Regions from separate parts of the Homo sapiens genome. Here regions 2 and 3 are each linked to region 1. Evidence: chromatin loops called from intact Hi-C (ENCODE). Cell type or tissue: sigmoid colon. All regions are shown on one strand. Region 1 has its middle 21 kb from the start of LINC01819. Region 2 has its middle 57 kb from the start of LINC02580. Region 3 overlaps LOC107985876.

What was found. A loop is a pair of places that touch in the nucleus more often than their neighbours do. Peaks named below come from ENCODE experiments on the same cell type or tissue, not always from the same donor. Only the 100,000 strongest peaks of a DNase experiment are listed, where the experiment ranks them.
Region 2: it touches region 1 in a loop (2.0-fold over the local background); 3 of 110 quality-filtered maps call a loop at or near these places.
Region 3: it touches region 1 in a loop (1.9-fold over the local background); 12 of 110 quality-filtered maps call a loop at or near these places.

The regions. Positions count from the first base shown.
Region 1 is chr2:43,016,319-43,020,318 of GRCh38, forward strand. No RefSeq gene overlaps it. Among named protein-coding and RNA genes, the nearest start is that of LINC01819, 21 kb to the right of the region's middle. In sigmoid colon, no CTCF peak of the experiment used is centred here; a DNase peak (open chromatin) is centred at 2,143; H3K27ac peaks cover 971 bases.
Region 2 is chr2:43,157,585-43,161,584 of GRCh38, forward strand. No RefSeq gene overlaps it. Among named protein-coding and RNA genes, the nearest start is that of LINC02580, 57 kb to the left of the region's middle. RefSeq lists an enhancer at 190-708 and silencers at 923-1,118, 966-1,035. In sigmoid colon, no CTCF peak of the experiment used is centred here; DNase peaks (open chromatin) are centred at 209, 797, 1,107, 1,507 and 1 weaker place; H3K4me3 peaks cover 693 bases; H3K27ac peaks cover 4,000 bases.
Region 3 is chr2:43,083,174-43,087,173 of GRCh38, forward strand. All of the region lies in intron 2 of LOC107985876, which reads right to left. It overlaps LOC124907756 (a long non-coding RNA gene), which reads left to right. Exons shown (of 2, transcript XR_007086299.1): 2 at 1-927. Among named protein-coding and RNA genes, the nearest start is that of LINC02580, 17 kb to the right of the region's middle. RefSeq lists enhancers at 235-1,001, 1,002-1,768, 3,318-3,857, 3,858-4,000. In sigmoid colon, no CTCF peak of the experiment used is centred here; DNase peaks (open chromatin) are centred at 293, 1,078, 1,668 and 3,528; H3K27ac peaks cover 3,763 bases.

The DNA.
Region 1 (4,000 bases):
TCAGGAGTTCCAGACCAGCCTGGCCAACATGGGAAAACCCTGCCTCTACTAAAAATACAAAAAGATTACCTGGGCATGGGGACACATGCCAGCTTCTGGGAGGCTGAGGCACGAGAATTGCTTGAACCCGGGAGGCAGAGGTTGCAATGAGCCAAGATCGTGCCACTGCACTCCAGCCTGGGTAACAGAGCAAGACTCTGTCTCAAAATATATATAAACTTTTCTGATATAGTTTGGATGTTTATACCCTCCAAACTGCACATTGAAATGTGATCCCCAAAGCTGGAGGTGGGACCTAATGGGAGGTATTTGTGTCAAGGGTGCAGATCCCGCATGAATGGCTTTGAGTGTAATGAGTGGTAAGTAGTTCACGTGAGATCTGGTTTTTAAGAAAAGCCTGGCACCTTCTCCCTTCTCTCTTGCTTCCCTTCTTGCCATGTGACACACTTGCTCCCCACTCTGACTTCCACCATGAGTAAAAGCTTCCTGAGGCCTCGGCAGAAGCTGAGCAGATGCTGATGCCATTCTTGTAAAGACTGTAGAGCTGTGAGCCAAATAAGCCTCTTTTCTTTATAAATTACCCAGTCTCAGGTATTCCTTTATAGCAATACAAAGGGACAAACACAGACAGGGTCTTGCTGTGTTGCCCAGGCTGGTCACAAACTCCTGACCTTAAGCAATCCTCCCACCTGGGCCTCCCAAAGTGATGGAATTGCAGGCGTGAGCCACTATATCCAACCTAATTTGTTATTTTTAAAGATGTAATAGGCACCTGCAAAACCACCACCCAAACAAAACTTCTGACAGTGACCCCCATTTCACCATATTGTTCCCCTTCCCCTACCCATCCCCTTGCCTCTCTCCACTCAAAGTGGTCATCATCCTGAATTCTGTGTACAAGGTGCAACCGTGCTTTCCTTTTTATATGGTTTTATTGCATCTCTCTATATTTTCTTTTTCTTTTTTTTTCTTTTTTTTCTTTTTTTCTGAGACGGAGTCTCGCTCTGTCGCCCAGGCTGGAGTGCAGTGGCATGATCTCGGCTCAGTGCAAGCTCCGCCTCCCGGGTTCACGCCATTCTCCTGCCTCAGCTTCCGAGTAGCTGGGACTACAGGCACCCACCACCAAGCCCGGATAACTTTTTTGCATTTTTAATAGAGACAGGGTTTCACCGTGTTGGCCAGGATGGTCTCGATCTCCTGACCTCGTGATCTGCCCACCCCGGCCTCCCAAAGTGCTAGGATTACAGGCGTGAACCACAGCGCCCAGCCCGCATCTCTCTATATTTTCAAAAATTATAGACATATTTTTATATTAGCTGTCTTTACCTTCATTAAAAGGGTATCATTCTCTACATAACCTTTTGGGACTTAAGTTTTTGGCTTAATTGTATCTTGCTAAGATTCATCGACATTGTTTCAGTTGCTGTGGCTCATGTGCTTAGCCTGCTTAGGATATTCTGTTGTGTGAATATTGCCATTGATTCATTCATGAGCCATGGAATCTTAGTGGGAAAGGAGAGAAGTAAAGGCAGGAGGGGTTGATGGATGGAGAAGGAGTGAAGGTACCAACGGACTGGAGAGCTCCATGAGGACAGAGAGCTGTGGCAGGGCACCCAGGCCAGGAAGCAAATGGGCTTGGGGGTGATATATAGTCGAAGGAGAGAATTTCTGATTTCAGAAGGAGTGAGGCTTTCTGGTGACTGTAAAGTTTTCAGGGATAAACGAATAGCTAAGGCCAGAATTCTTTGAGATGAGGGTGAAGGAAGCCAGAGGTCAGAGTGCGGACATAGGTCCCTCCATTTTTCTAGGATACTGGCAGGAGGTGGAGTGGAGAAGAGGAGGTTGGAGCTGGAGTTTCCAGTGCATGGGAGCTGGGAGCTGACAGGGAGAGGAGGGAGGGCAACATAGCAGGAGGCAGGAGTGTCAGTGGCGCAGGGTTTTATAAGAGGTTGGGAGTAATGTGCTGGAAATGACAATGAGGAATAATAAGGCCAAAACTCCACATCTTTTAGCCCTGAGGTGCAGAGAATGTGAGATTAAACAGCCTCCACTTGGAGGTGGTGGTTCAAGGCCTGGAGGAGGAGGCAACATTCCAAAAAGAGCTTGAAGATACAGGGGAGTGTGCTGACCGTGGCGCAAGAGCTCCAGCATGCATTGTGCAAGAGCAGAGGGGAGGGGCAGAGCCGATGGGGCAAGCAGCACATCAGGACTCAGCTTCGGCAGAGAAGGAAGTCAGTCGGGCTGTCCTGGGAGGGGAGGTGACCCCAGGTCTCATGGGTGGTCAGTCTTGGCTACACCTCACAAGCTACAAGTGGCTGCATGTTTTCACAGTGGCATGGGTGTGGAGGGGTCAGCTGTCAGCATCTCGCCCCCATGCTATCATGTCACCAGCCCCATTTGTCCCTCGGGCTTAATGTACCCCACTGGAGAGAGAATCAAAAAGTCACTGCTCCTTCCTTGGCTACAATGCTGGTGTCAGGGGAAACCAGTGTGGAGAATTGTTTTGGTTAGCGGTGGGGACAAAGGCCTAGCCTGGAAACCGAACACTGTCTTCCTGCTGGCTCAGGTGGGGCTTGTGGGCTCCTGTGGCCCTGGGACTCCCTGGGACTTCTGACTCCGGTCTGAGGATAGAGGCACCATTTTGGCTCTTAGGGAGCCCCCAACTAAGGGAGGAGGCTTGAAGGAAAGAAGAAGGGGTGAAGCCAGCCACTTGGGAGCCAAGGAAGGCTCTAAGAGAAACGTGGGCCTGCTTGCCATTGTTCTTCAACACAATCAGCACAGAAAGAAAGGAAGAGCCCAGCCCAGCCTCAGCCTGTTTTTGTGGTCCTGAGGCAACGTTTCCTTCTGGATTTTCCCAATTGGGCTCCACTCAATTATGCTTCTTTAATTATGAAAGCTTGGAATGAGGGTGGGGCATTGTTAGACACAGAACCATTCGATGACTTTCTGTGCCCCGTCTCTTACACTGGCCTATAGCACGTCACAGATACTGCCTCTCCCCAATCTCAGGAGCCCAGGACCTATCACACTAGTGTTCTTTTGCCCTCTGGCCCTTTCTTTTTCTAATTATATATTTTAAAAACTGTTTTAAAAATAACAGAGACGAGGTCTCCCTATGTTGCCCAGGCTAGTCTCGAACTCCTGGGCTAAAGGGATCCTCCTGACTGGGTCTCCCAAAGTGCTAGGATTACAGACATGAGCCACCACACCTGGCCCTCTGGCCCTTTCTTTTTCCTCCCTTAGGCCACAGAGGATCTGGGTGGGATCCTAGGGCTGGAACATTCCCAGGTACCAGGAGAAGAGCAGTTCTTCCTGAATGTTCCATTGCTCAGCTCTCGGTAACTGGGCCTCTAGTTCCCTGTCTCAGGGGGAGACGGGCTGTTTGCTGCGCTAGCCCTTACGTTAATGCGAGGAGCACCACTCCCATACTCAGTGGAGGAGGGAGCGATACCTTCACATTTCTCCATGGCTCCAGCACTCAGGACCCCCAGCAGATGAGAGGGCCATGACCTCCACTCCATAGCAGCTCCTGAGCTGAAGCAAAGGCTGCTCTAACCCGTATGCAAAATCCTTTGAACATACCAGTGGCATGGAGTCAGGATAGAGGGGGAAAAATGAAATTAACTTCTCAGGTTAGGGTGAGCAGATCTGGCCCTGTTAGGTGTCTTGCCACACTCTCAGCAGAGGGGAGGCTGGCCACAGGCAGAATTTTTCTGGATTTGGATGCAGGGAACAAAATTAGTCCTCACACAAGAGATAGAGTTTCAGCCCACAGCAATGTGTACCAAGAGAAGGTCCCAAGATGTATTAATTAGGATATAGACTTGGCTGATATAACAGAGATCCAAAATAAGAGTGGCTCAAACAAGATCGCTGTTTCTTTCCTCTTGTGCAACAGTCCAGGCATAGACAGTTTGGGATCAAAATAGTATCAGGCACTTGTACTTCTTCTAACTCACTTACTGATGTGCCATCCCTCTGGTCCTGCCCTCACCCATAG
Region 2 (4,000 bases), 140 kb after region 1:
GGAACATCCCACCCCACGCCTGTCCTTCCCTGCCACCCCTGCTCCGCCCCAGGCCAGCATTCCTGGAAAGTTCAAAGGCACTTGGTTCAGGGGAGATGTTTCCACACAGCTTCTGTAGCTGGAACTGGGCTAGGCAGAGAGGGGGCCCACCCACAGCCCCACAGGGACTGCATCTTGAGACCAGAAAACTTGGAGTGGCCCTGGGGGAGCAGTGCTGTTCCCATTCTCTGTGGCAGGGGCCTTGGCAGGTGCAAGACCCAGAGTGTCCCCCCACAACCTGAGGGGGCTGCTTCTGGACACAGAGAGCTCAGGCCTCAAATGCATCTTTTCACTAGCCTTCCTGGGTCCTGCCCATTCCTAGAGACGGAGTTCACTATGCTCCTAGCCATGTGCTGGGTGCGGGGCGAGCCCCAGATGGCTCATCGCCACGAGGTGCAGGCACAGCCTCTCCATGAGCCATCAGGAACTCGGGGTTGCATCAAATCCCCAAAGACTTTACTGGGCCCACGCTAGGCATCAGCCTGGGATTCTCCTCCCAGGTCTCCACCAGCTGCTGAGCACAGCGGAGGTGGGGAGGCAAGAGCATGTCCTATCCTGCCTCCTGGCCCCCAGCCCCAGTAACACAGAACTAGGGTGCCTATTGTTTCAATGGCAGAAATCCCCCTCCCCTCCGACCCCTGCCCCCTGCAGCACTGCTCCCCATCACTGGGCTAAACGAATGACCCGCCACTCAGCAGGTGACGACTTACTCCTCCTTGGCCGGCCCTTCAGCTCCTCCTCCTCACCCATCCTGACTCAGAGGCCTGTCAGCTGCCACTGCCCCCGAGGCCTGGCAGATTTGGGTGGGAAGGAGCTATCTGGGTGCCAGGACCTGAGGGGCTGGCCATGCCCTCACTCCTTACTGACCTGACCTTTAGCAGGGCCTCTGAGCATTCTCTGATCTAGAAATGCCACATGTACACGCATGTGTGTGCACACACACACAAACACCCACACACTCACACCCAGCCGCTCTATGACCTGATGAAACAGTCTGGGTGCAGGGCTGAGGCAGGCCAGGGAGGAGAGTTAGACTGAGCAAAAGCAGGATGTGTGTGGAGCAGCCTCCTGGCCTCTCTCCCGCAGAGGCACTTCCTGGTACTGGAGGGCAAAGCGGCCCGGGGTTGGGAAAGAGACCGGTGCTGCTTGCTCCCTCTCCAGAACAGGCATTAATTCTGGCTGCCCCTTGGTATTGGCCTCCAACTTTATAGTTCTCTCCCTTTCTTTCTCTCTCTCTCTCCTACACACACCCCTCTAGACTCCTCCCCTGCACCTCCTCAAAATTTCTCACCCACCCTCACCCCACAGAAGGAGCATCAAAGCCCCACATAGCCTCTGGCCTCTCTCAACACCTAGGAGTTGAGATCAGGCCCTTGTGGCCCAGTCTTGGGGACTTCCCCCTACCAGGGTTGGCCCTCTTGGGTCCACGCCTCTTTGGCTAGACTTCTGATCGCTCTGGCGGCCACTCCGCAGTTTCACCACGCCTGCTCCTGCCTGCAACACACAGAAGTTGGCAGTGACTCTGCACTGCTCCCAGCACCCCGGATGGCTCAGGGCTGTGGCATTTTGTTTTCTTTCGTTTTTCGCCTTCATGTCTGTGCTGTTCACTGTGCCTGAAATCCCCTCCCCGCTAACCCTCCTGCCCATAGCGTCAGTGGCCCACATGTCAGCACCCAGCACTTACCACTAGCGAGGCTGTGTCCTATCCTCCTGACCATGCCAATGAAAAAAGTCCCATTAATTATACCCACTGTTGGCCGGGTGCGATGGCTCTCACCTGTAATCCCAGCACTTTGGGAGGCCGAGGCAGAAGGATCACTTGAGCTCAGGAGTTCAAGACCAGCCTGGGCAACATGGCAAGCCCCATCTCTACAAACAATGCAAAAATTAGCCGGGTGTGGTGGCGTGCACCTGTAGTCCCAGTCCCAGCTACTTGGGAGGCTGAGGTGGGAGGATCACTGGAGCCCTGGAGGTGGAGGTTGCTGTGAGCTGAGATCACGCCACTGCACTCCAGCCTGGGCAACTGAGGGACCTTGTCTCAAAAAAAAAAAAAAAAAAAAGATACCATTGTTCAGAGGAGGAAGCTGAGCTGACAGAGGTCAAGGAAGATGCATTTCTACCCAGCTTTCAAGATTCACTTTGGACATCACCTTCCTCAGACTCTGCCTTCTCCTCTTCACCGCCCCACTACGCCCCAGGCAGGAGAAACTGCTCCCAGCCTAGAGCCACTGCCCGTTGTAGTGACTTCTGTTTGAGGCTGAGACCTCAGCCCCCAGGTCCTGATTTGTGCCCTCCTCCCTCAGTTTTGGGGCCTGTGAGAGTGGGTGGCTGGGCCTGGGGCTGAGTCACTGCCTAGCCTTGCCTGCCCAGCCCCGAACCAGGCAAGCCTCGGTGCAGGTGACCCTGCTGCCCAGAGAAGTGGGCGGCAGGAAGAATGGTCAGGCCCTCCTCCTTTTTCTCCTCCCTCCTACTCACCCACCTCCTGGCCACTTTCCTCCCTTTTTTTTCTTTTTTTGAGATGGAGTCTCACTCTGTCGCCCACACTGCAGTGCAGTGGCACAATCTTGGCTCACTGCAACCTCTGCCTCCCAGGTTCAAGTGATTCTCCTGCCTCAGCCTCCCGAGTAGCTGGGACTACAGGCATGTGCCACCATGCCCAGCTAAATTTTTGTATTTTTAGTACAGACGGGGTTACACCGTGTTAGCCAGGATGGTCTCGATCTCCTGACCTCGTGATCCACCCGCCTCAGCCTCCCAAAGTGCTGGGGTTACATGGTTAAGCCACCGCTCCCGGCCCCTCCCTGTCTTTTCACACCCACTTCTCTCTCTGCCCAACCCTGTCTACACCCTTCCTGCCAGTTCCCAGGAAAAGTGACTTGGACTTTGCTGATGGGAAGCAGAATCTGGGCTAAAACTAGGACAGGAGCAGGGCTGGTTCCTCCAGCAACTCCCCCAGCTCGAAGGAGGCCCAGCCTGAACCACATCGCCAGGAGCCCTGGCTCAGCACTGGGGGTTACCTATGGGCGGCCACTTCAACTTGTGTGTGTGTGTGTGTGTGTGTGTGTGTGTGTGTGTGTGGTGGGCAGGGCGGGGGAGATGTATATTGATGAGGGAGGGGAAATGGACCATTGGGCCCCAGCTTCAACGCCACATTTATTTACTGGGCACTGAGTTAAAAATAGACCTGAGTGCCCCTAGTGCAGGCTGCAGATAGGGAGAGGGATTCCAGGACCCCTGGGAACTAGCTATGTCTCAGGGCCTCCACATGACCTCCCTCTCCCTGAGGGGTGGATCTGTGATTCTGCCGAGTGTCACACACACCCCTGTGTTACTGGGTGGCACCAGGGCAATGTTTTGTGCACTTCACAGATTACAGTGTTGTGTCGCAGAAGAGCATGGACTTTAAACCTAGACGGGATCCCAGCAAGGGATGACTGCACACCTGCCCCACTTCTGGCCTCCATTTTACAGAGAGGGAGACTGCGGCTTAGGGACAAATGACCAGCTCAAGGGCATGCAGAACCAGGCTGGACTCGGGTTCCTTGGCTCCCAATTCTGGACTTTTTTTTTTGAGACGGAGTCTCGCTCTGTCGCCCAGGCTGGAGTGCAGTAGCGTGACCTCGGCTCACTGTAACCTCCGCCTCCCGGGTTCAAGCGATTCTGCTGCCTCAGCCTCCCGATTAGCTGGGACTACAGGTGCCCGCCACCACGCCTGGCTAATTTTTGTATTTTTAGTAGACACCTGGTTTCACCGTGTTGGTCAGGCTGGTCTCGAACTCCTGACCTCATGTGATCCGCCTGCCTCCGCCTCCCAAAGTGCTGGGATTACAGGCATGAGCCACCACACCTGGCCCCAAGTCAGGACTCTTTCCACTGTGTTATATGGCACCCATCACATTGGATTCTGTTTTATTCCATCTTGTTTCATGTTATGTTATATAATGCAGGCAGAGGGGTGGGA
Region 3 (4,000 bases), 67 kb after region 1:
TGTCAAGGACAGCAAAAGCTACTTCTAAGAGGATTCAGCTCAAACCTCCAAACCTGCAAATAGACAGTCAGGATAAACCCAAGCAGGAGAGAGGCTTGCACAACCACTGCTTTTGGTCCCCACCCGACAGACACCTTGAGGGACCTTGGCAACATCCTCCTCCCCTGCCCGAAAATATTCCCACACTGGCCCATCTGCTCCAGGGCCTTGGATTCCACCATTCAACCCTGACCTCCCTTTGCAATACTGAACTCGAAGACTCTTGCCGAGGTTTCAAGTGTGTCCCCGCTCCCAGGGCCTGGGATCTGGCCAGGGAGGGCTGGAAAGAAGGAAATGCGCCACAGATGGAGGAAGTAGCTTCGGCAAGGTGAAGCACAAAGGCAAACTTTGCTGACAGAAGACTCTTGCTGCTGGCCAACCAGGCCTGCCTGTCATGAGAATCAAAATTGTTTTCTTTTGTCGAAAAAATATTTCCAAGGTAGTTCTTGTGTTGTGCTCAGGCACGTGGGTAAGGAAGCAATAGTGAGTGCTTCCTTCTTGCCTGCCAGGGACCTTGTGCATATCTGTTGGCTCATTGCATCTTAGAAACTCCTGAAGAAACTGAGGCTTGGGGAGGTTGCCTGCCCCCACGCACCCCTCAGGGACTAAGTGACAGAGCTGAGATCCCCAGTCGGCCAGACACAAAGCCCTCCTACTTTCTGAAGCCCCACCCTGCTGGGGAGGGAGAACTGGACGCCATCTGGGAAGAATTAAGGAGGTTTTTAGAAAAGGCCTCTGCAGGAATGAGAAAACCTTCATTAGGGCTTTTTAATCAATAAAGCAGGAACAAAACCTCCCTCCCTGCAAACATTTCTGGACTCCTAGGAGATGCCCAACTGTGCCCAACAAATGATTCAGAAAACGAGTATAAAATTCAAAAAATCCCCATCCCGACAAGTCAGAGAATGCTTTTTACTGGATGTTGGGGAGGGGAAGCCGAACCTCATGGCTCCTTGGATCTCAGTTCCTGTCTCTTGCCTTAACAGAGCCCAGACTTGTCATCTGAGAGGAAGGGGGAGGCTGAGGTCACTGCCCTTCTCTGGTTTCTGCCAAGAGCTCTGCTCTTCTCCAGGGAGGTGGCGGGGCTGGGATGGCTTTGTACCCTGCAGGCTCCAGCAGGATTGCATCTGCTGAGGTGCATCTTAGAAAGGGGAGTGTGAGATGCAGGTCCCCCACCTCTGGTGCTCCTGGCCAAGGCTGAGTGCCTGTGGTTCCTTTGTGGCCGTTCAGGTGGGAAAAGCGTTTGTGATACCAAAAAATCAGCTAGGCTCAGCCCTGAGCCGCAGCTGGGCACCTGCAAACCGAGGGCCTCACTTAGCCTGTCCCATCTGCAGAGGGAGTCGTCAGATGCTTCCCAAAGACCTTCTCAGGGTTAAATGAGAAAGTGGAGTATATTCGTTTTCTATTGCTGCATCACAAATTATTACAAAGCAGCTTAAACACTACCCATTTCTTATTTCACACTTCAGGTCAGAAGTCCAGGTGGGCTCAGCTATAGTCTCTGCTTAGGGTCTCACAAGCTGAAAATCAAAGTGTGAGCTGGCTGGCTCCTATCAGAAGCTCTTTTCCAGAAGCTCTGGGAAAGCATCTCCTTGCAAGCTCATTCGGGTTGTGGCGGAATTCCACTCCTGCAGTTGCAGGACTGAGGTGGCGGTCAGCCAGGGATCTCTATCAGCTCCTCGAAGCTGCTCTCTCTCGAGTCCTTTCCACATGGTCCCCTCCTTCTTCAAGTCATCAAAGATGTATCGAACCCTCCCTCACACTTCACATCTGTGACTTCCTCTCCTGCCCCCAGCCAGAGAAAACCCTCTGCTTCTAAAGGGCTCGTGTGATTCGATTAGGCCCCTACCAACTCATCTTTCTTTTCTTGGACTCAGAGTCAACTGATTTCTATCCTTAATGATGTCTTTGAAATCCCTTTGCCATATAATTTCACATGATCATGGGCTTGATGTCTTATCATGTTCAGGGGTTCGGATGGAAATATTGGGGGCCATATTTAGAATTCTGCCTACACGGGAAGCAAAAGTGCTTTGTCACCTCTAAAGTGCCAGACTTAGGCTCTCATTAGAGCCTAATGAGGGTCTAACCCTTAGGGAGGGTTTCCTTCCCTCTGCCCCAGGAGCGCAAAGGAAAGGGTGACACTGGATTAGGGGTGGCTGCCTGTGGCCCCTGCCCCTTCCCCTCCTCCTCCTCCTCCTCCTCTTGAGCCTACCTCTGGGCTTTTCATGACTTGGAGAGGGAGCCCTGTCTCAGGACCCCAGGACTTAATCTGTCCGTCACCTTCCCCTTCCAGATCTTCAGCCACTCCACACCCCCTGCAAGTTCCTTCCTGGGCTCTGCCCTTCCTTCATACTCTCTGGGTACCACTCCTTCCCGGGATCTACGACGGCGGTCTACACTCGCCTGCTCCCATCTCTGTCCACTGGAGCCTGGCGCCTACCAGCCCCCACTGCCTGAATCTGTTCTCCCTCCCTTATCCCAGTGGACACCTTCCAGGCCATCTCTGCCAGGCCTTCCTGTGATGGCAACCATAGAGTCTGTCTTGTACCTGCGGTATTATTCCCAACACCCACCCGGGTGCCAGGAGCATAGCAGACACTCTAGCAAACATTCGTCATTGTTTGTCTGCATCCACGTATCTATGTGGTCCACGTGCTAATGTGCTCCCCTGCCTGCCCCAAACCTGAGGATACGTCTCCTGCTGCCGCCTCAGCAAGTGACACCCATGTCACCCTCTCCCTCAGCCCGAGGGCAGTGACCACAGTGAGAGGAAGCATGAGTGTGGGTCCATCAGGATAAAAGGCCAGCACTGAGTCTGTTTCACGCCCCCTGCCCCCACCCCACCACACACGTGCACACACCACAGGCTCTGCGTTCTCCTTGGCCTAACGCTGGGGAGGGCAAGAGCCACCACCCACCAGCTTTCTACCCTTCACTATACCTGGGCCTCAACTCAGCTGGCCTCTCTAGGAGTTACTTGTGCTGGCCTTAATCTTTTTTCTTTTTTTTTTTTTTGAATCGGAATCTTGCTCTGTCGGGAATACAGTGGTGCAATCTCGGCTCACTGCAACCTCCTCCTCCCAGGTTCAAGTGATTCTCCTGCCTCAGCCTCTCAAGCAGCTGAGATTACAGGCACCCACCAACACATCCAGCTAATTTTTGTATTTTTAGTAGAGACGGGGTTTCACCTTGTCGGCCAGTCTGATCTCGAACTCCTGACCTCAGGTGATCTGCCCGCCTCAGTCTCCCAAAGTGCTGGGATTACAGGCGTGACCCACCACGCCTGGCCAATCTTTTTTCATTCCGTCCCTGCATTTAGGCCTATGTTCTCTTCCCCCAGAGACCCACCCACTTCCTCTTGGGGAGTCCAGCCGAGGACAGTGTGGCTTGAAGAACATTCTAATCCCAGCCCGAGAGCTCTGAGAGAAAAAATGACTACAAACCCTGGAATGTGAAGCCTGCTGCTTCCTGCAAAGCATTTTGAATGAAACACGTAACCAACAGCTGCAGCACAGAGAATGGAAACTCTGAGGAACGTCATGGCTCCAGGTTCCAAATAGCAGGGTTGTGAGCAGGACAGGCTCTTCATTTCAGCCCAACCTGGACACCCTCAGCAGCACCCCTCCCTGCTCTCCTTCCAGGAAGCGGGCCCGTCATGCCAAGGATGTGCCGCTGTTGCTCGCTTATTCCAAACACCCCCGGCCCCCAACACAGCCAGACATCCCCGTGTATAGGGGTGAGGCCCCCTTCCCACTCACCAGCCCCCAGAGACATTGAGGACACCCAAGCCCAGCCACTCTGCCCTCTCAGGAGCAGGTTAATGCATCCCTCAACATGACTCCCATCCTGGAACTCAGCCCCAGGCCAGGCTGGGCAGTGCCAGCCAATTCATGCAATGCAGGAAGATATCATTGCCAAAGCTGCTCTAGGGCAGACTTGGGGTGAGGGGGCAGGACAG